Linked DNA regions of Homo sapiens: region 2 is linked to region 1. A link is an interaction called in ENCODE POLR2A ChIA-PET data of the cell type or tissue named here. Cell type or tissue: B cell. All regions are shown on one strand. Each heading gives the region's core, and the rest is flanking DNA. Links, peaks and the distances in the headings are about the cores only.

What was found. ChIA-PET counts read pairs that join two places held together with the same protein. Peaks named below come from ENCODE experiments on the same cell type or tissue, not always from the same donor. Only the 100,000 strongest peaks of a DNase experiment are listed, where the experiment ranks them.
Region 2: POLR2A ChIA-PET joins it to region 1 with 5 read pairs; 3 of 35 experiments call an interaction of 5 or more read pairs at or near these places.

The regions. Positions count from the first base shown.
Region 1 is chr5:112,845,157-112,855,869 of GRCh38, reverse strand. APC (APC regulator of Wnt signaling pathway) reads right to left here. Exons shown (of 16, transcript NM_000038.6): 16 at 9,631-10,713. Among named protein-coding and RNA genes, the nearest start is that of SRP19, 11 kb to the left of the region's middle. In B cell, for the core only: CTCF peaks have their summits at 7,240 and 7,440 (motif pointing right); a DNase peak (open chromatin) is centred at 7,429.
Region 2 is chr5:113,532,212-113,542,924 of GRCh38, reverse strand. It overlaps YTHDC2 (YTH N6-methyladenosine RNA binding protein C2), which reads right to left. Exons shown (of 30, transcript NM_022828.5): 5 at 9,880-10,046; 6 at 8,518-8,620; 7 at 7,127-7,283; 8 at 3,744-3,851; 9 at 1,809-1,957; 10 at 422-557. Among named protein-coding and RNA genes, the nearest start is that of YTHDC2, 24 kb to the right of the region's middle. In B cell, for the core only: no CTCF peak of the experiment used is centred there; no DNase peak of the experiment used is centred there; H3K27ac peaks cover 320 bases.

The DNA of each region.
Region 1 (10,713 bases), core at 2,462-10,461:
ACGCATTCCAGGAACAGCCTATGGGACCCAGAGTGGGCAAAAAGCACCCTGTCTTCCAAGTACTGGGCATCTGTACACTGGTCATTGATTGCTGCTTCTGATCATATAAGTGCAGACAAAGAGGCAGATGGTCATGGATTTTGCACCTCCCCTCATTGGTTCAAACCCCTTCTCTCCAGCTGAAGTGACTTCCAGGGGATTTAAAGGACTGGTGCCCCTCCTCCTTAATTTTTCTCTCTCTCTCTTTTTTTTTTCTTTTGGGAGGCAGGCATTAAAGACTAGGACATCCAAAAACAATGGCATATATGAGGAAAATTAGAAAGTAACTATGCATTCCGAGGAAAACACTAGGATCAGAAAAACCTGAGAAGACCTCGAGTGTACACCTCACGTTGAACCTTGGCACAGAGAGAGCCTATAACAATTAAACAAACAAAAAACCCAGGGAAGGGGAGAATTTGATTTCCAGAGTTACCACATCTCCTGCTTACCTTGATCTTCTCTGTCTTTGTGAACCCCATCTCCAGCCAGCAGCCTCAACCAAGGTTAATATGTTGGATTTAGTGGCACATGTGTTTGAAGAAAAGGAAGATGGTTTTATAAAAAATAAGGTTTGAAAACAAGTGCCATTGGATTCAAATGTCCAGTTTTCAACAAAAAATCACAAGGCATACGAAGAAACAGGAAAATTAGGCTCATTCAAAGAGAAAAAATCTTGGTAAATCTCAGAGTAGGGGTGAAAAGAGAAAAAGTAAATAAAAGATATCGACAGAAACTATTTCTGAAAAAGATCTGATGGTAGATCTACTAGATAGAGACTTTAAAACAACTGTCTTAAGGAGGCTCAAAGAACTAAAGGAGGATGTGGAGAAAGTTGAGGAAACCATGTATTTACAAAATGGAAATAACAATAAAGAGACAGAAAATCTAAAAAGAAGACAAAAAAGAAATTCTGAAGGTGAAAAAATACAGCAACTAAAATGAAAAATTCACTAGAGGGAGTCAGAGGCAGTTTTGAACGGACAGAAGAATGAGCAAACTTGAAGATAATGGAAATTACTGAGTCTGAGGAACCAAAAGAAAAAAAAATAAGAAAAGCAAACAAATTCTAAGGGACCTGTTGGAACACCATCAAGTGGACCAATATACACATTGTGGGAGTTTTAGAAGGAGAAGAGAGACAGAAAGGACAGCAAGAATATTTGAAGAAATAATGGCTGAAAAATTCTCAAATTTGTTGAAAGATATTAATATAAACATCCAGGAAGCTCAGTGAACTCCAAGTAAGATTAACTAAAAAAAAAAACCCACATTAAGACACATTATAATTAAACTTTCAAAAGCCTAACATGAAGAATCTAGTTCAAGTTGCTCACAGGTCTAAGAGTGAGACTCATATGCATACAGCCATAGCAGGATCACCCCAGACTGAGCTTGAGTTGAGTCTATTGGGAAATTCATGGCACGCTTGGGCATATTTGGTTAGCTAATGGGGATGGCTGCCTGTCTCACTTGTCTGTTGCTGTGTAACAAAGCACTCTAAAACTTACTGCTTTAAAACAACAACAAAAATTTATTTGCTCATGAAAGTGCAGTTTGGGTAGGGTAGATAAACAGGACCAGCTTGTCTCTGTTTTATGTGGCATCTGCTGGGGCTAGAAAGTCCACAATGACTTTATGTTTATGTCTGCCTCAGTTGGGATGGCTTGAACAGCTGAAGGCTGGTTGGATATCTCTATCTCCATGTGGTGTGGCATCTCCATATGGTTAGATTGGGCTTTGATAAAGACTCTCTCCTTGACCAAACATTAAACAGTCTCCTCTGAATCCTCTTCTCAACTAGGTCTCGACCTTGGCCCCAGTCTTCTCTTTGACCTGTCTAGCCCAACCTAGTTTTAGCAAGAATCCTGCTAAGTTTAGTGAGAATTTCCCTACCCTTGAAATCTAATCAGATTTCTCATCCCCCACCTTTAATGTAAAAGGCTTTGGCCTGCTTACAGCAAGAACCTGTTAAGTCAGGTTAGCAAGGATCACCCTATCCTTGATGTCTTCCCTTAGCAATTTTCCATCCACTTACCCCTTTGGCTATAAATCTCTAGCTGCTAATCCCTTTCCCCTATTGCAATACCCCAATTGCCAAAGTCTTGAGAAAAGTCTTCATTACAGTTTTAACAAGTTTCCTGCAGATGGCAAAGTAGAAGCTGCTAGGCTTTTTTAATGCCTGGTCTTGGAAGTCCCAGAAGATCATTTTCTCCACATCCTATTGGTCAAAGCAATCACAGGACCAACTCAGATTCAAAGGAGGGGCAATAGATTTGTACTGTAAAAAAAGCACGTGGAATGGGAGATAGTGTGCCATTTTTGGAAATATGTTCTACCATTCTGTCAGAAGTCAATTCCACAGAACACAGAATTTACCCTAGAACAACTAAGAGTTATGAAGACCAGCTTGACCCAATGACAAAACTGTCACCATCTGGGGGAAAACTGTCAGAGCACAACATGGTGTTTGTCACTAAGATTTGTATGTGTTCCATATCCAGACCCTGGAGGATTCATATCTATATTTTGAGTTAGGAGAATAGGCTATCATTAAAATCTGTTTTAATGAAACTATTTCATTAAAAATACCTTAAGGCATTTGAACACAAACAGTACTGGTTTGGTAATCTTATGGGAAAATGTTAATACCAAAGTGGAGGACAGGTGTTCTTGCCACATCTAGGGGAATGCAGTGCAACTTCTGGACATCAAGAACTCCTGAGAGTAGAGTCCCCACTTAGGCACTGCCCAGTTTCTGATAACAAGGGCCATTTTGGTGGATACAGTTGATTTGGACCCAGTATCCACTACATTTTTTTTTTTTTTTTGAGACAGAGTCTCGCTCTGTCATCCAGGCTGCAGGGCAGTGGCGTGATCTCAGCTCACTGCAGCCTCTGTCTCTCCAGTTCAAGCAATTCTCCTGCCTCAGCCTCCCAAGTAGCTGGGACTACAGGCATATGCCACCACACCCAGCTAATTTTTGTATTTTTAGTAGAGACAGGGTTTCACCATGTTGGCCAGGATGGTCTTGATCTCCTGACCTCGTGTTCCACCTGCCTCGGCCTACTAAAGTGCTGGGATTACAGGCGTGACCCCTCACGCCTGGTCCAAATTCCTTATATTATGGCTTGATTTCTTATGCAGCAAAGTGAGAGAAAAGAAGTGATGGAGGGGAAGTAACAGTAAAAGAAAGAACATGTGAACATTTGCTTGAAGGCTCAAGATTGAAAAGATTCAGGATTAAAAGAGTTATGGGAAAAAAGACAAACAGCTGGACTTAACGCTAGTAAAATTTCTTTATTGAAGGGCTTAAAATAAAACCCTATAAACACTCAAGTAGGAAATAAAAGTTATCTATATTGGAAGAAACCCAGAATGATACTGGAACTTCTTAGCAGTAGTAAATGCTAAAATCTAAAAGTTCTGAGAAAAAGAATTGTGACCAAAATTGTGACCCAAATTATCCTTGTGTGAGGGCAAAATAAAACAATTTGAAAACGAGTATGGATTTAGACAGTACCCTAATTTAGCTTTTCTGAAAAGATAATAATCATTTGAGGAAATACTCCAGCTAAGCCAAATTAACATACAGAATTGAAGAAAATCAAAGTCATGTAATATAGAACAGTGCTGAATACTGAAATCTAATTTATACTTAGATTTAAATAATTATAGTTACTATGATGGTGAAGCTAATTACAATTGTAAAGAAAAGACCCTGAAAATTAAAAACAAGTGAATACGTTAACACTGGAATAGAGATTTTGCAAAGAACCTAGGGTTCCAACTAAAATAATGTACCTCTCTTTCTTGAATCATTTTAGCCACTGCATCATGGGCATATTACTTCACCTAGAACCTTGACCTCTCCATATTTTGCTTTCTCCTCTTTCCCTTTGTTCTCTCCCATCTCTCCTCCTCAGCCTCCCATTCCTGGACTACCCCAAGAATTCCAGATTCTCACCTCTCTTAAGCAAACCTATTAAATTTTCTCTAACTCTCCTCCCAACTCACTCCAGGCTTGGCTTTTCAGATTTCAAACTCATAAAGGTCCTCAGCTAAAGAAAAGGATCCTCTGAGAAACGTCCTTTCACAGAATCCACCTTTTTAAAAGGAAGTTGTGGTTTTATTATTTTTATTTTATTTTACTTTTTTTGAGACCGAATGTCACTCTTGTTGCCCAGGCTGGAGTGCAATGATGTGATCTCGGCTCACTGCAACCTCCACCTCCTGGGTTCAAGTGATTCTCCTGCCTCAGCCTCCCGAGTAGCTGGGATTACAGGCATAGGCCACCACGCCCAGCTAATTTTGTATTTTTAGGAGAGACGGGGTTTCTCCGTGTTGGTCAGGCTGGCCTTGAACTCCCGACCTCAGGTGATCTGTCCCCCTCGGCCTCCCAAAGTGCTGGGATTACAGGTGTGAGTCACCGCGCCTGGCTATTATTTTTAAAATAGAGACAGGGGTCTCACTATGTTGCCCAAGCTGGTCTTGAACTCCTCGGCTCAAGCAATCCTCCTGCCTTGGCCTCCCTAAATGCTAGGATTACAGGCATGAGCCACCATGCCCAGCTCAGAAGTTGTAGTTTTTAAATAATAACTGCTCCTTGGTAGCAAATGTATGAAACAAAATTACAGGCCGGGCGCAGTGGCTCACGCCTGTAATCCCAGCACTTTGGGAGGCCAAGGTGGGCGGATCACCTAAGCTCAGGAGTTTGAGACCAGCCTGACCAAAATGGTAAAACCCTGTCTCTACTAAAAATACAAAAGATTAGCTGGGTGTGTTGGTGGATGCCTGTAATCCCAGCTACTCAGGAGGCTGAGGCAGGAGAATCACTTGAACCTGGGAGACAGAGGTTGCAGTGAGCTGAGATCCCACCACTGCACTCTAGCCTGGGCAACAGAGTGAGACTGTTGTTTGGGCAACAACAACAAATTACAAATGCAAAGAGAAATTAACAAAAACCATGGTAACAATGAGGCTGCCAGTGCTTTACAGATGAATTAGTCTGTGCAAAACAAAAGGAAAAGTTATTATTTATAGTACCAAATGTTGTCATCATGTTTCATGTTTGATGCCTTTTATCGAGAACTATACTGTCATAAATTTGCCTTTACTGTTTTCTTTGCATTTGCCTCTGCAAGGTGGTTGTACTTTTTATTGTATCCATTCTGAATCATTTAGACTGTTTTGTTAGTGGGATATAGTTGGGAGATTTCATTTTATCCAATCTGATAGTGGCTATTTTATGTGTTTAATACATTTATTACTCTTATTCCGTCATTTTATGCTTCACTGTGGCTAATTTAGCTGTTATCTTTCAGCTAGTGATTTGGAGGGAAAATTTTACTTAAATAAGATTTTCTGTTAGTTTCAAGTTACTTTAGGAACAAAGAGGGGTTAGAAGTTCACAAGTGTTCCCCAAACTGGAAAAAGTAGTATACTTTTTTTAAACATTGACATGACCACTAAACTTAAAAATTGAATTTGTATTTTTTCTAAGTTAAAAATAAAATAGTATCTATTGACACTGCCTACATAAAATTCAAAACAGTGTGTTTTAACCTCTTCCTTTCCTTCTAACCCTTATTTCCCCGTCTGGGTTGAATAATCTTGAATTTAAGATGATTTAAATTACTAAGCATTTCATTGTTTCTCTGTGAGTTATTTAAACATTCACATTGAGATTCATTATCAGGTTAACAACATTATTTATACATTTATTCAAGTTTAAATATTTCATTGCTCAATCTTAATACCTTTCCATTTATCTTAATTACTGGGGCAGCTGGAATACTGTAGTAGAAATACGTCATGGTTTCTGGCTCCCAAGCACTTTTGCAGTGTCACTCATAGATTTGAGAAATTCATTTTTATGAATCCAGCCTCAATGGAGAAACAAAAAAGTGAACTTTCCCAGGTGCTACAGGCATGTCAATACATCCTCTGCCAATCACGTCCACCCAAGCAAGACTTCAATTCAGAAGCAAGCAGCGTGAAGTGAGTGCCACATGTAATCTTATTTTATGGCGATGGTGTCAGAGGATTCCAGCATTTAGGGGTAGCATCTAAGTCTTTACTGCAGTCTCACAGTATGGTTTGGATATTGTTTCCACTGTGAAACAATATCCACTTAGAAAAATCAGTTTCTAAGGCTGATTTTCTAGTCCTCATACAGATCCTGTGGGCTACCTCATATTCTTTAAATAAACATCTTGTCATTTAGAGGTCTTGTTTTTAACTATAACAAGAATCCCAAAGGCTGATAAATGAAATGTTAGTATGGTTGGTTTCAGAATTCTTAGGTAATATTTCTATTCCCTCCAAATGCCGCATGTATTGTGTTCCATTTTTTGTGGTGTTTTGTTCTTTGACATTTAGTATTACAGAGATATTTGATGCCAACTTTTTTCTTTTAAGGCAACCTATTCTTCTCTTCCTATTGTTTTTTTTTAATTTTTTTTATTATTTATTTATTTTTTCCCTCGCTCTGTCACCCAGGCTGCAGTGCAGTGGTGAGATCTTGGCTCACTGCAACCTCCGCCGCCTCCCGGGTTCAAGTGATTCTCCTGCCTCAGCCTTCTGACTAGGTGGGACTACAGGCGCGCGCCACCACACCCGACTAATTTTTTTATTTTCAGTAGAGACAGGGTTTCACCATGCTGGCCAGGATGGTCTTGATCTCTTGATCTCCTTATCCACCTGCCTCGGCCTCCCGAAGAGTTGGGATTACAGGCGTGAGCCACCGCTCCCGGCCCCAATGATGTTTTTATAGTCTTATCTTGGAAATTTTAAAACTTACTGTATGTCTAAATATGGTTTTCTGTTAAAGTTACTTCAGGACCAAAGAGGGGTGAGAGGTTCACAAGTGCTCCCCAAACCGGGAAAAGTAGAACAAAGTCTCAAAAATGGCAGGAACTGAGTGACTCCAGGAGCTAGGGACTCTTTTTTTGAGACAGGTTCTTATTTTGTCACCAAGGCTGGAGTGCAGTGGCGAGAACGATCCTCTCACCTCAGCCTCCTGAGTAGCTGGGACTACAGGCGTGTAGCCCCATGCCCAGCTAATTTTTTGTAGAGACGAGGTCTCACTATGTTACCCCTAGGATTTTTTTTTTCTTTTTTTTAAGAGACAGGGTCTTGCTTTGTCATCCAGGCTGGAGGGCTTACAGCTCACTGCAGTCTTGAACTGACAGCCTCAAGCGATCCTTCCGCCTCAGACTCTGTGTAGCTGGGACTACAGGTATGCACCATCAGGCCCTATTTTTTTTTTTTTTTTTTTTTTTGTAGAGACAGGGTCTCGCTTTGTTGCCCAGGCTGGTCTTGAGCTTGTGATTCTTGTCTCTCTCTCACTATGTGTCCTCCCAGTATCTGTTCCCTTTTCCTCTTTCTCCACTAGGTGGCTTCCTCTTAGTTTAAGCTTCATGATGCCAGTCATAGTAATTTGAGCCTTAACTGTGTGCGTGCTCTTTCAGTTCCAGCACTCAAGACCCGGCCAGAAATGTCCTTTGTTACTATTTCAAATTGATTGGCCTGATCATTTTTTTATTTCCAAGCAGTGCTATACAAGTCTCTGGTCACTGACCAGCTGATGATGAGTCTCCTCTAGGTCAGATACAACTCTGGTACAAATAGCCAAGGTCAGGGAGAAAGACTGGGTACGTAGTTCAGTGACCAGTGAATGAGGCTAAGGGTCTGGATTCCAAAAGGTGGTGTAGGTAGGGAAGTTAATGTTTGGCATTTTTTTCAATAGTTATTTTTCACTAATGCTGCTTTATATTCATTGGTCACCTTCACTAACATACATTATGTTGAATATTTTTAATTATTCGAGAAAATAAGTGGATAGTCACAAATGTAGAGAAAGAATTATCCTGAATATCAGATAAAAGAAAGTGTATTTAGCACCAAGAACAATATTATATACATAGAATGTACAGGTTGAAAAAAGCATGAATGGCCTAACAAAAAGCAGAATATACTTTTATAGATCTTAGACAGAGTTGTAAGAATGGCAGGAAAATGACCTGGGGTTTACAGGAGCCACAGTCTATAGGTTTCAACATTACAAAGTAATTTTTAAATTTTAAGTCAGTGTAATATGAGGAAAATACGCTTATTTGAAAGGAAAAAAATTATACACTCTATTTCAGCCACCATGACTTGTGAAAAATAATTGTTTCATAAATTTTAATGATCTGACTACTCAGATGTTCCTTTAACTATGGGCAATTTACTTTTTGCATTTCTGGTGCTCTGCTTTTTTCCTTAGATTCCAAGAAACCCTGGGATAACATATATTCAGATATTGTGCAACTGGCTCCCATCCTCTGCAAGAGATTCATTCTTTCATGTAATTAACCTGTGGCAACATGATCCATATTTTAATCAAGAAACATTTTACTGTACTTACAGTGCTATTTGATCCTTATGGGGCTTATCTTTGATTACTTCCTTTTCATTACCCTGGTAATCTGTAAAGTTGTCCTCAAATATCTTATTTGCTAATTATTGATCACTTCCACTGTATATTAAAAAACTGGATATTTTCATCTGAAATCAACCTTCTCTCATCTCAAAGTTCCCTTTTCATAGTCTTTTAATCTTATTGAAAATTCAAATTAGATCTTTGCTGAAGTTACTGCTTTTTATAATGACAGTCTCAAAGGGAACATTAACTGATCCTTCAAATATAATCACTGTCTTTAGAATTACTTGTTTGTTCATGTCTGGCTAAGTTTGTCTGCTGTCAGGAGTTGAGATGAGCATTATGAAATTGGATGGCTTAATATTGAAATCTTTTATGCCTAGGGGAAGTCTTTTATCTGTTGCTATACTTTGTCAGATTAAGGGTCCAGTTGTTGGGAGGAATCGCTAGAGCTGAAGGCAACCACTCAAGGAGCTTCACTGTGATCTTAGGGCAGTAATTCTCAAAAAGTGTGGTCTCCAGACCAGCAGCATTAGCCTCACCTTTGAACTTGTTAGATATGCAAGTTCTTAGGCCCCATTCCAAACATCCTGAATCAAACTGGGGGTATGGCCCAGCTATGTCTTGTTAAGCACTCCTGGTGATCCCAACGCACTCCTTTGAAGTGCCTTACGTTAGGTAACTCTCCCTCCCCCACTCCTCTCTAAACAGGCATCGTAACTCCTGACTAATTCCCAACGCTGGGCTTAGTATGCCATTTGTTAACAAGCATAAACTGGGAATATTTGGCCTGCTATCGATTATAGCAGCACCCTGTGAACATCTATAATTAGAATTGAGATTTGCCCCTTTACTAATTCAGAACCACTATCTCTAACAGAGGGCCTCATCCAGCAGTCTTTACTTCAATGGGTAGTATAGACTGGCCCGTCTCCCCCCACTCAAGTGTTGCCTACAAAAATTCCACTTTTCTGGCATGTGGAATGTTCATTTTCAGCATTTATATTTTCTTCCTTATTTGAATTAAAAGGCAAGTTTATCTAATTGACTAACATCCATCTCTTTCCATAGAAGTACTTGAAGTGGTTTGCAACAACTGGCATGCAGTAATTCAGAAAATTAGAAATAGAAAATCAAAAAATGAAAGGAAACCAGTATGACCTATATGCATGTATCTCCATTGTTTATGGAAGCCTGGGAAAACAACAGAAGTAGATGGTATTCATAGACAATTTCAGATAACATTTGGCAAAAATTTAAAGGTCAATCATTTCAAAGATAGTAAATTGAAGTGTTTACAAAGTGGTGCAGTAGACACAGTACAGGCATTGGAGTCAAATATCTTAGCTCAAGTCATAGCACTTTTATTTACTGGCATTTTAGCTTTAAAAAAAATCATTCTCATTACCTGGAAGTTATAAACACAGGTAAGGGGTAGATAATTAACTACTTGATGTGATTTTCAAGGCACCAGGTAGGTGTATTCACTCCTATCTGAGTGCCCCACCATGCTTAAAAAGGTTTTCCCTCCCCAAATACAGAGTGTATGAATCTTATCACTAAAAATAAATTTTCATTTATTCAACAAATATGTATGCATGTATCATCAGTCACCCTCTGATCTTTTAAAACAAATCAGGGAAGATATATTAAGTAAATTATCTTAGTTAATAAGTGTCAGTTTATTTTCCTTCAGGAAGGAAGACTTCCCTCCACTGTATAAGGGGACACTTAACATGTACCCCAGAACTGTACCTACCACAAATAAAGTTTCCTTAACAGGCAGGGATTCTAAAATATACTTCTGAATATCTTAATCGTATTAAATCTACCTCTAAAGTTCCATGTGATTTGAATTTTCTGAGCATGGCAAAGTGCTGATTATACTTCACTGCTGAGATCTTGCCCTAACATACAGGGTGATAAAAAGTGTTCATGTCAGACCCAGTTGCAACAAGAAGATGAAGGGGCAAGACAGTTTACACTGTAAAGCCTCGAAGAGACTGCAATGTCTAAGAATCAATTTCAAGTACAGAATTCTATAATATTAAGAAAGAGGAAATTATGTGGGCCTATTATGCTCAATGCTTAGTCTGTGCTAGGCTGCTTGCATTGCTATTACATGAATTTACTTTTACTGAGCTCCAGTGGAGTAAGAAAAAAAAGTTTAAGTGGAAAAATATTAAAAATCAAGATGAGCTAATCACATAAAAGAAATTTCAGGAATAGATAAGTGCCAACGCATGGAA
Region 2 (10,713 bases), core at 1,553-9,552, 690 kb before region 1:
TAACTGAGTAAAATATTTCAAGAAGAAAGTAATCAATAATAATTACAATTATAATGCTGAGGGCTTCAGGTGAAATAATAAATACTTGACATCTAAATCCTTTCCAAGGAAGGGAAAGACAAGAGTATATACACAACACATACACATAACAGCATTTTTGCACATAATTGTCATGTAATCACACAGCTCTTCAAACTGCAATGGAGACATTAGCTTAAGAATCTGATTTAACACAATATTTATTTCTACTATGCTGTGCTAGCAAGAAGATCCTGATTTGTACATTTGAAATAAAATAAATACTTTTAAAAAATAAAATTTTTGGTTGTGCAATTATTGGTAGTACATACGTTTTGAATTAAACTATACTTCCACCATAAATAACTGTAAGGGTAATTTTTTAAAATTAAAATAAACTTACCACTAACATTTTCAGTTAAAATGAGATGAAAGACCTGAGCAAAGGCATCAATATCTTTATGTAGCCATATATCAGAAAGGCAAGCATCCATTTCCTTTATTAACCATGGTTCAAGGCAATTCACATCTTTTTCAGTCTACAAAAAACAGTAAAAATCATAAATTATCATAAATTACCTAACATTTGCTTGCAAAGAACATAAGATGGCCACAATGGCCATCAGGACTACTAATCCTATGATAATATAGCAAATGCTTTGACATAAAAAATTTCTCCTTTCATCACAAACATTATCACTCACAATACAGTATCTAGTCCTTATACTCAACTTTTATCTGAGAATGAGTTTGTCAACAAAGGACTATGATCTAGTCACGATGTTAATTGTGCTTCCAATATGATGTTGTTAAATGCACATACAGATCAGTAGTTCTCTCTCCCAACTGCACATCAAGGGAAGTATCACCTGGAGCTTTTTAATACTGATGCCAGGTCCCACCCCAGAGCAAGTGCATCAGAATCTCTTGTTGGTAGGGTGCTAGATTCCATAGGGCTTTAAAAGCTCCTCAGGTGACAAAATATACAGCCAGTCTTAAGAACCACAAATATACATGGTCAAAATGCTGTTCCATGACCCAAATAAGTCTATACTATATGTTTTTTTATATAGCATGTGTTATAATCCTATAAACATATAGGATATATATCATTATATATATAGTATATTTAGCGTGCATATCTATAAAGATGTTAAATAACAATTTTTATTACCAATTTTTAAATATTCTTTAAAAGTATTTTTAAAAACTCATGTACAGTTCATTTGGATACATTACAACTTTAAACACTAGTAGAAAACTGCAAACATATCTGCATTACATACTATCACATGCTCAAAAAAAGGGTAAATTATTTTTTTAAAGAGTAGAAAGTTGCTCTGAAAAATTGGTTGTGGTCTAAAATAAACCAAGAGAATTACCATTCAATTATGCAGTAAAAAATTACAATCTCTTGGCTGGGTGCAGTGGCTCACTCCTGTAATCCCAGCACTTTGGGAGGCCGAGGCGGGTGGATCACGAGATCAGGAGATCAAGACCACCCTGGCTAACACAGTGAAATCCCGTCTCTACTAAAAATACAAAAATTTAGCTGGACATGGTGGCGGGCGCCTATAGTCCCAGCTACTTGGGAGGCTGAGGCAGGAGAATGGCGTGAACCCGGAACGCGGAGCTTGCAGTGAGCCGAGATCACGCCACTCCACTCCAGCCTGGGCCACAGAGCCAGACTCCATCTCAAAAAAAAAAAAAAAAATTATAAGCTCATAAAATGTTCTTTAACCTACACAATTTTCACACAAAATATGAGTGGGAAACCAGGGAGGTCATACCAGCTGACTGAAGACAGCATCACCACCATCATCCAGTAAGTCATACTCATCAGTCACATTTAGAACAGTTCTCTGCCTCTGAGATTCAGGCTTGAAACTATTTTCTTGAGCTGAGTACCATTCTGTAAGTGTGGTTTGTTGTTTCTCTTCTAAATTAATTATCAAAGAAAGAATATGTAGACAAATCATTTCCTTTTTGAAATGTATTCCTTTGTTTAAATAAATTATGGGAATCTGGTATCTCTTAAAAGTTGGTCTTATTCTGTAGTTACTTTTAAAAAATATATTAAGAATATTCAATAAAAATGTGTTATGCTGAAACAAAAAGACACATGAAACTGCTTGAAAACTTCATTGATATGGTTAGGCTTTATGTCTCCACCCACATCTCATCTTGAATTATAATTCGCAGGTGTTGAGGGAAAGACCTGGTGGGAGGTGATTGGATCATGGGGGCAGTTTCCCCCATGCTGTTCTCATGATAGTGAGTTCTCACGAGATCTGATGGTTTTATAAGCATCTGGTATTTCCCTTGCTTGCACTTCTCTCTCTTGCTGCCATGTAAAGAAGGTCCTTGCTTCCCCTTTGCCTTCCATCATGACTAAGTTTCCTGAGGCCTCCCCAGCCATGCAGAACTGTGAGTGAATTAAACCTCTTTTCTTTATAAATTTCCAAGTCTCAGGTAGTATCTTTACAGCAGTGTGAAAATGGGCTAATACATTCATGCATTCACCTATTGTTCCAAGTCCTACTAATAAGTTTACTTCTAAGTAAGTCCAGAATTAAGAGTATTTTTATCCATGTTATAACTATTGTTTAAATCAATGACCAATATTCATACAGCACTTTGTAGAAAACCATTTGTTGAAGTTCTACCACCACGCTAGTTTTCTGAGATACAATTATATATAATTTTCATCTTCAAATGTTTCAGCTGGACATGGTGGCTCATGCCTGTAGTTCCACTTTAGGACACTGAGGCAAGAGGATTGCTTGAGGCCAGGAGTTCAAGACCAGCCTGGGCGATGTAACTAGACTGCGTATCTACAAAATATTTTAAAAATTAGTTGGGCACAGTGGTCTACATCTCAAGAGGCTGAGGTGGGAGGATCCCTTGAGATGAGGAGGTCGAGGCTGCAGTGAGCCATGATTGCACCAATGCACTCCAGCCTGAGTAATAGAACAAGAACCTGTCTCTAAAAAAATTTTTTTTTAATTTTTTTTTTTAAGTTTCAAGATCTAGGAGTTTTACAACTTACATATCAGTAATTCAGTGCTTCCCAATGAAATCAGCATTGCTGATTACATTTTTCAAGGGGAAAATCCAAAGGAGTTCAGATTTTTGTCCAAGGGCATACAGAATAAACAAGGTATCAAAGCTTGAAGCCAAGTCTTCTATGATGAATAATGAAGTTAAAATTAAGAAAAAGAAATCTGAACCCTAATTCAAAAGCTGAAATATGTCATTACAAGAGACGTATTAACAGGAAAATAATGCTAAATTCAAAGTATCAATGAAATCCTGTAACATCATCAAGATTTGGAAAACTCAACATTTTTATCAAAGTTTGTTATTAATCACATACTACTTTTTTCACTCCCTCCCATTCACTTCCCAGTCCTTCCCTATGAGATATGCTGTGGGCAGCCAGCATATATTCTTCTATCTCCTTAAAAGGTGGCTGAATGTTTGGATATAGACACCTCCTCAACTCTGGCACCCACTTTCAGTTTCTCTCCACAGATTATAACTTCTGGACACAAACCAGAAAGCAAAGGAATATTTGGGACAATATTCCAATATAAGGTTATACAATTATATACAAGAGAAAAACACTTTCAAGTGTCCTTGTACCTCCACAATGTAAGGATGGAGTACTCCAAAGTCATTATCAATAGTAATTTCTTTTATATTTCTTTTATTAAAAAATTTACCTTGCTGTTTTTCCTTTTTATATTTTAACATTTCTTTGTTTGTATATCCAGTTGTTCTTAAAATATCTTCCAGAAACATTTCTTTTACTTCAAATGGTCTTCCCTGTACTAAATAATAAAAAAAAATTAAATACTCAACTTGCATCTTGGAGAAAATTCACATAAAAACATGAAAATCCCAAGTTAATGAATCTCAGTATAATATCCAAAAGCAATTTCATAGTTCAAGTGACTCTTATAATATTGTCCTTTAACTATAACTTTGACTTACAAACAACTATTAGACAACTGTTTGTGTGCTTGGGTTTTTTCCTCTAGTGTTTACTACCTACTTATCATGTGTCTGGCATCAATATCATTTGTATTATAAGTAGAAATTGTAAGAGGAAACAGAGCTATTTCCTGTTCCCTGGAGGCAAGCTAGTGGAAGAGACAGAAATCAATCCAAAAATCCAGAATATGAAGGTAAATATAGAGTTGTGAAGAGTCCTGAGATACAAGTACAAGACACCATGACAGTATGTAACGGGGGATTTGACAACATCAAGAAAGTATCCTCACTAAGAAAATGAGAAACAAGAAGATAAACAAAATAACAAAGCCATATGAAAAGAATAAAAAGTGTATAATGATGATGAAAAACAGCATGTGCAAAGTCCCTGTGCTAGAAAGGAGTTTCAAGGACCTAAAGGTGTTTCAAGGAACTAAAAGGCTAACTTACTTGAAAAATGGTGGGAGTGTGGGAATGGAGAGGGATATCGTTCAAGATGAGGTAAGAGGAAAAGATAAGTCTTACTAAGGGTTTATGTCTTTATCCTGAGGTAAAAGTCATTCAAAGATTTAAGCTCAGTAAAGTGCTTGACATCATCAGAATTCTACTTCAAAGAAGACCACTCTGACTGCAATATGGAGAATGGATTTAAAGACAGCAGAATGCTACGTCAAGCCAAGTAGCAGCTACTGCAATAGTTCAGGTTAACCTGAATGAGATTAATAATAGTGAAAACCAAAAAAGAAGCAGACAAATTCTAGAGCTAGGCGGGAGGTAAAATCCGTAGAACTCAGCATTATATTGGATATGGAAAAAAAATAAAGTGTCAAATATAGTCCTTTGATGTCTGGCTTGCAAATCTGAATGATAATGTCATTCTCTGAGGTAACAAAGAAACCTGAAAAGAACAGGTTTGCTGGTGGGAAATGGGGTTTGGTTTTAGGCATGTAAAATGAAAAATGAGCTTTCGATTAGCATATGTACAGATCTGATGTCCCTGATCACCCAAGATTATTACAAGGAGTTAAGAACTTATAGGTTTGTGATTCAGGTGATTAGGTCAATAGTAGTATGATTAACTAAGACAGGTAACACAAGAAGAGAAAAGGGTTTTGCAAAAGAGATGAAGTATTCAGTTTGGGGCATACTAGAAATATCTAAATCCAAAGCTCTGGAGAACAACTGAAAATAAAGATTCAGAAGTCATCAGTATAAAAGAAAAAATAGAAGCCCAGGGCATGAATGAGAGCTTCCAGGAAAACTATGCATCTCCAATACCTAGTAGAGTATAGCATAGGGCAGGAAACAAGAGGATGGGAATAGTGGGAAAGGAAGGAAGGAAGACGGAACGAACAGAAAAAAAAAAAAGGAAACGGATCAAGGGAATAATTCTAGAGAATACCACTATTTAAGCATCATGTAAAAGAAGAGAAGCCCACAGGGGAGACTGAGAAAGCATGGGATATAATGAAGAATGAGGTTTAGCAAGCAGCAATGTTATCAAACAAACTACAGCATCTGAGCATTTCACAAAAAAAAAAAAAAAAAAGAGAGAGAGCCAACCATAAAACATACCACAGAAAAGTTAAGTAAGATTTTTGCCTAAAATTTGAATATCAGATTGGCAATTAGGTTAATGTCAAACGACACCGGTAAAAATTCAAATAAATAGCCTTATACACTTCAGAAATGTAAATCATTTCAGCCTTTTGAAAAGTAAAATGGCAAAAGCTGTTAAAATTAAAAATAGATATACTCTTATTTAGCAAATTCACTTTCAGAAATCTATCCCTAGAAATCCAGTACATCAGGATATACATAAAAGGATGTTCATTATAACATTGTTGGCAGGGGCGAGGCGGGGGATCTAGAACCAACTTGAATATCCAAAAATAAAGAAATGGTAAAATAAATATAGTACATCAATATTATGAAATACTTTATTATGCAGGTGCTTAAAATAAAGAACTAGATCCAGGGTTACTAAACTGGAAAACTGTTCATGATAAAGCAAATTGCAAATAATGTATTAGCCATGTGCTCATGTTTATAAAACCAATTTTTGTAAACGTTATAAATGTGTATATATTTGCATACATTTTTGTGAAGATGAAGAACAAATATATATAAAACACTGTTAACATCCATAAATCATAAATCCATAAAGCCAATTTTTGTAAATGTTATAAATACGTATATATTTGCATACATTTGTGTTCTTACATTAAGTAAAAACGAATATATATAACACTGTTAACATCCATAAATCAGAAAAGTAGGACATGGAACAAGGATAGGGGCAATTGTGAACTTTTTCTATATATATTTTTGTATTATTTCACTGAAGTAAACAGAACTTTTGTATTTTTATTTATTTATTTTTTTTGAGACGGAGTCTTGCTCTGTCACCCAGGCTGGAGTGCAGTGGCACAATCTCAGCTCACTGCAAGCTCCGCCTCCTGGGTTCACGCCATTCTCCTGCCTTAGCCTCCCGAGTAGCTGGGACTGCAAGTGCGTGCCACCACGCCTGGCTAATTTTTTGTATTTTTAGTAGAGACAGGGTTTCACTGTGTTAGCCAGGATGGTCTCCATCTCCTGAACTCGTGATCCACCTGCCTTGGCCTCCCAAAGTGCTGGGATTACAGGCGTGAGCCCCCACGCCCGGCCTAACTTTTGTATTTTTTGAAGAGGAATTTATCATTTTTTTAAAGACTGGTGGCAAAATCCGTTTTTAATAAAGGACAAGGGCAAAAGTTGTTTTAGCATTTTCAGAAGTGAATGTGAAGTAAAACATGGGAGTATAGACTACTTTTCAAAGATATCTACCAATAAAGGGAAATAGTTATAGGACAATTTAAGAAGGAACACAAAGTGAAAATAAAGCATATTTCCTTTTAAGGTAAGAGAATTAGGCTCACTACACAATACCAAAGAGCTGTTGATAGAAAAGGAGAAGTTGAAAACAGAAAGAAGTGACAATTAAGCCTATCTCAGGTGGAACGGTAATAGATGGCCTCTACTTCAGAACATTCCCCAGTTTCTGTTAGGATAAATAATGTCCAAAAGTGTTCTTTCATAAAAATTATAGAAGAAATCTGACAATTTAACTTACTATATATCACTGGACAACTTCCAAAATATCTTATAAAGAGATTTACATCCAAGGCAGCACTAGAAAGAATTAGTTTCAAAGTTGGGTGCTTTTGCAACAAATCTCTTAACTTTGTAAGTAAAAAATCACTAAATCGATCCCTTTCATGCACTTCATCCTATAGTAAACAGAAATAAAACCATGGAACAGTTAAAACATTATTGATGACTAAGTCTTTAAAAACAATGGCACCACTGGGTTTTACACTAATTCAAATTAAATGTGGACAAGGCCAATCAATATTCATGAAAATTTTGTATTACAGGAATTTCAGAAATAATTAGACATTAACAATGAAATGCAGATGACAAAGTAAAGTTGTCCCCTGGCATCTGTGGGTGAATGGTTCCAGGGCCTTCCCCCATGCCAAAATTCATGGATGCTCAAGTCCCTGATTAAAAAAAAAAATGGCATAGTATTTGCACATATCCTATGCAAATCCTTCCATATACTTTAAATCATCTCTAGACTACCTATATTACCTAGTACAGTGTAATGCTAGGTAAATAGTTACACTGTATTCTTTAGGGAATAACAACAAGAAAAGTCTGTACATGTTCAACAGACACACAATATTTCTTTAAATGTTTTCAACCTGCAGTTGTTTGAATCCATAGTCATGGAACCCACAGATACAGAGAGCTGTCTATATTGCCCTTTTTTCCCACAAAATATAAAACTACAAAAAATTATAAGTAAAGTCCAATTTAATGTGCTTTTAATACATAAAAAATCTATGTAAATACGTTTCTTTTAGCATCAGAGCTTATGAAGTGCATCCTTTGGTTTGGGTAAGTTTCTAAAAGCTGCTTATTCCAAGTTTATAAAACTTAATCTAATTTTTTTTGACACAAACTAGGTAAAAGCTTAGAATTCCTTAACAAAGGGGTAAACTCATCAACTTAGTTCATCAGCAGTTAGTTAATTTAGCAGCTTAATCATGGAGTTTATTAGTATACCCCTATCATTGGGAAATATATGATATTAATGAAGGGATCAAACAACCAAGTATAGAGATAAAAGAAATCTCCCTTTTTTTTGAGAACTCTAAGTGCATGCATCATTTTCATATATGAAAAGCACATTTTTTAAAACTACCTGCTTATTTTATTTTCCCTCAATAAAGCCTAATGGCTTTATTATTTTTGTAATACAAAATATTTCTAATAATTATAGACAAAAAATAAATTGATCATTACAGCCTGTTCAAAAGAATAAGTTGGTTCTCTTTTCTACCCTATTCCAAAAATGTAATTATGTATTTAAATTTTTTGAGACTATCCTGAAACGGCATATGTATTTAAATTTTAAGCAATCTGAGTTACATATGACAAATTCAGCAATATTCTTACCACGATAACATGTGTCACAGTCGACAACGTACTATCTCCTGCCATCAATGTACGAAGCAATACCCCATTAGTACAAAATGTCAGAAGTGTCTTTGGAGAAACCCTTTTAAAAAAAAAGCAAAACAAAGTGCACAATTGCAAGTTTTTCATGTAACTAAAATATAATCACATTAAATGCTGGCCTCGTACACATTTTAATAAATATTACTAATAGTGTACCGGTATGTACAGTTTATTAGTAAAGCTATGAGGTTTTGCAGTTATGTGAGACTGCCTGACAATAGCCTTTTATATTAAATGATGTATTTTGTTAAAGAACCTAAGCTGCTCTAAAAACAAAACAAAACCTTAAATACTTTTTGCTTGCAGCTAAAGTATGTTACAAATGGAATCAGATTTTTTAATCACCACTGAGAATAAAAAAAGTACTACTTGTCAAGAAGGCATTACTAATACTACATATACTGAGTATTCCTTATCCAAAATGCTCGAGACAGAAAGGGTTTTAGGTTTCAGATTTTTCCAGATTTTAGAATACCTCCAGTTGAGCATCCCAAATCTGAAAATCGTAAATCCAGAATCCTCTGATGAACATTTCCTTTGAGTGTCATGTTGGCACTCAAAAAGTTTTAGATTTTTTAGCATCTTGGATTTCAGATTTTTGGATTTAAGATGCTCAATTTATACTACTACTGATAATAAATTCACTAACAGTTATTGAGTGTTCACTATAAACTTCACATCAAACCTGTACTCTAGATGCTTTTCTTTGACTCATTTTATAGATAAGAACACTGAGGCTCAAAGAGGTAAAATAACTATGATCATGAAACTAGGAAACGGAATTTTTTTTTTTTTTTGAGACGGTTTCGCTCTTGTTGCCCAGGCTGGAGTGCCATGGTGCGATCTCAGCTCACCACAACCTCCGCCTTCCGGGTTCAAACGATTCTCCTGCCTCAGCCTCCCGAGTAGCTGGGATTACAGGCATGCACCACCAAGCCCGGATAATTTTGTATTTTTTTTTTTTAGTAGAGACAGGGTTTCTCCATGTTGGTCAGGCTGGTCTCGAACTCCTGACCGCAGGTGATCCACCCGCCTCGGCCTCCCAAAGTACTGGGACTACAGGCATGAGCCACCGCGTCCCGCCTGAAATGGAATTTTTATCTATGGTTCAAAGTCTTTTTCAAACTCTTCATTCAATACTACTCTAGATTTAGACATGACTTTAATATCTTGATGTAGACTTACTTGGAGCAAAATGATCACCTAACTTTTCAACGAACACATCCTCTATTTTTAGTGAAATATACATAGTCTTTTTTAAGCATGATAAAAGAGAAGATACATGAGAACTGTTTTTACCTGCTTTCTAATCGGATCTGATAACCAATTGTTTGACCAATCCTTTCCCGTCTCTCTGCGGCAACTCTTTCAGCCACAGCGATAGCTGCCAATCGTCTTGGTTGAGTACAAAATATACGGCAGGGGATACCATTTTTAAAGCAATCATCTAAAAGGAACTGAGGAATCTGAAACAAAAGTTTTAAAAACTGTAAGATGACATGATCACATAATACAAAAAATCTAAGTGAATCAACTGAAAAACCACTAGAATTGAAGTTCTATAACAAGTCCAAATATAATCATAAAATCAACAACATTCATGTAACTAGTAATCAGCTAAAAAATGTAATTTGAAAAGATCTTGCTCACAATAGAAACTAAAGCTAAAATATCTAAAATCAAATATATCCAGGAATATTTAAGGTTTACATGAAGATTATAAAATGCTACTGGAAAAACATAAAAGAAGACCTGAATATATAAAGAAAATATGCCATATTCATGGATGGGGATAATCAATGCTGTAAAAATGTTAACTTCTCCCCAAATTATTCCATAAAGTCAATAAAATAAAAATTAAAATTCCACTGGGATTTTTTAAATAATGAAAAGCGTTAAAAAACAAAAATAGTCTATAATCCAGGATTGTAGATACCTTTTTATAAATAAAATTCAAACAGGTTGGAACGATTTAAAATCAAAATCTTACCTACTCCCTGCCACCAATGCCCTTATATCTTCTCCAAAAAAGTAACTACTGTTACTTATGAAATCTTTCAAGAAAAAAAAAGTTTTACACAACCCAGAATATTTGTGTATATAAGCATGATTTTTATCCATGCAAAGTGATGA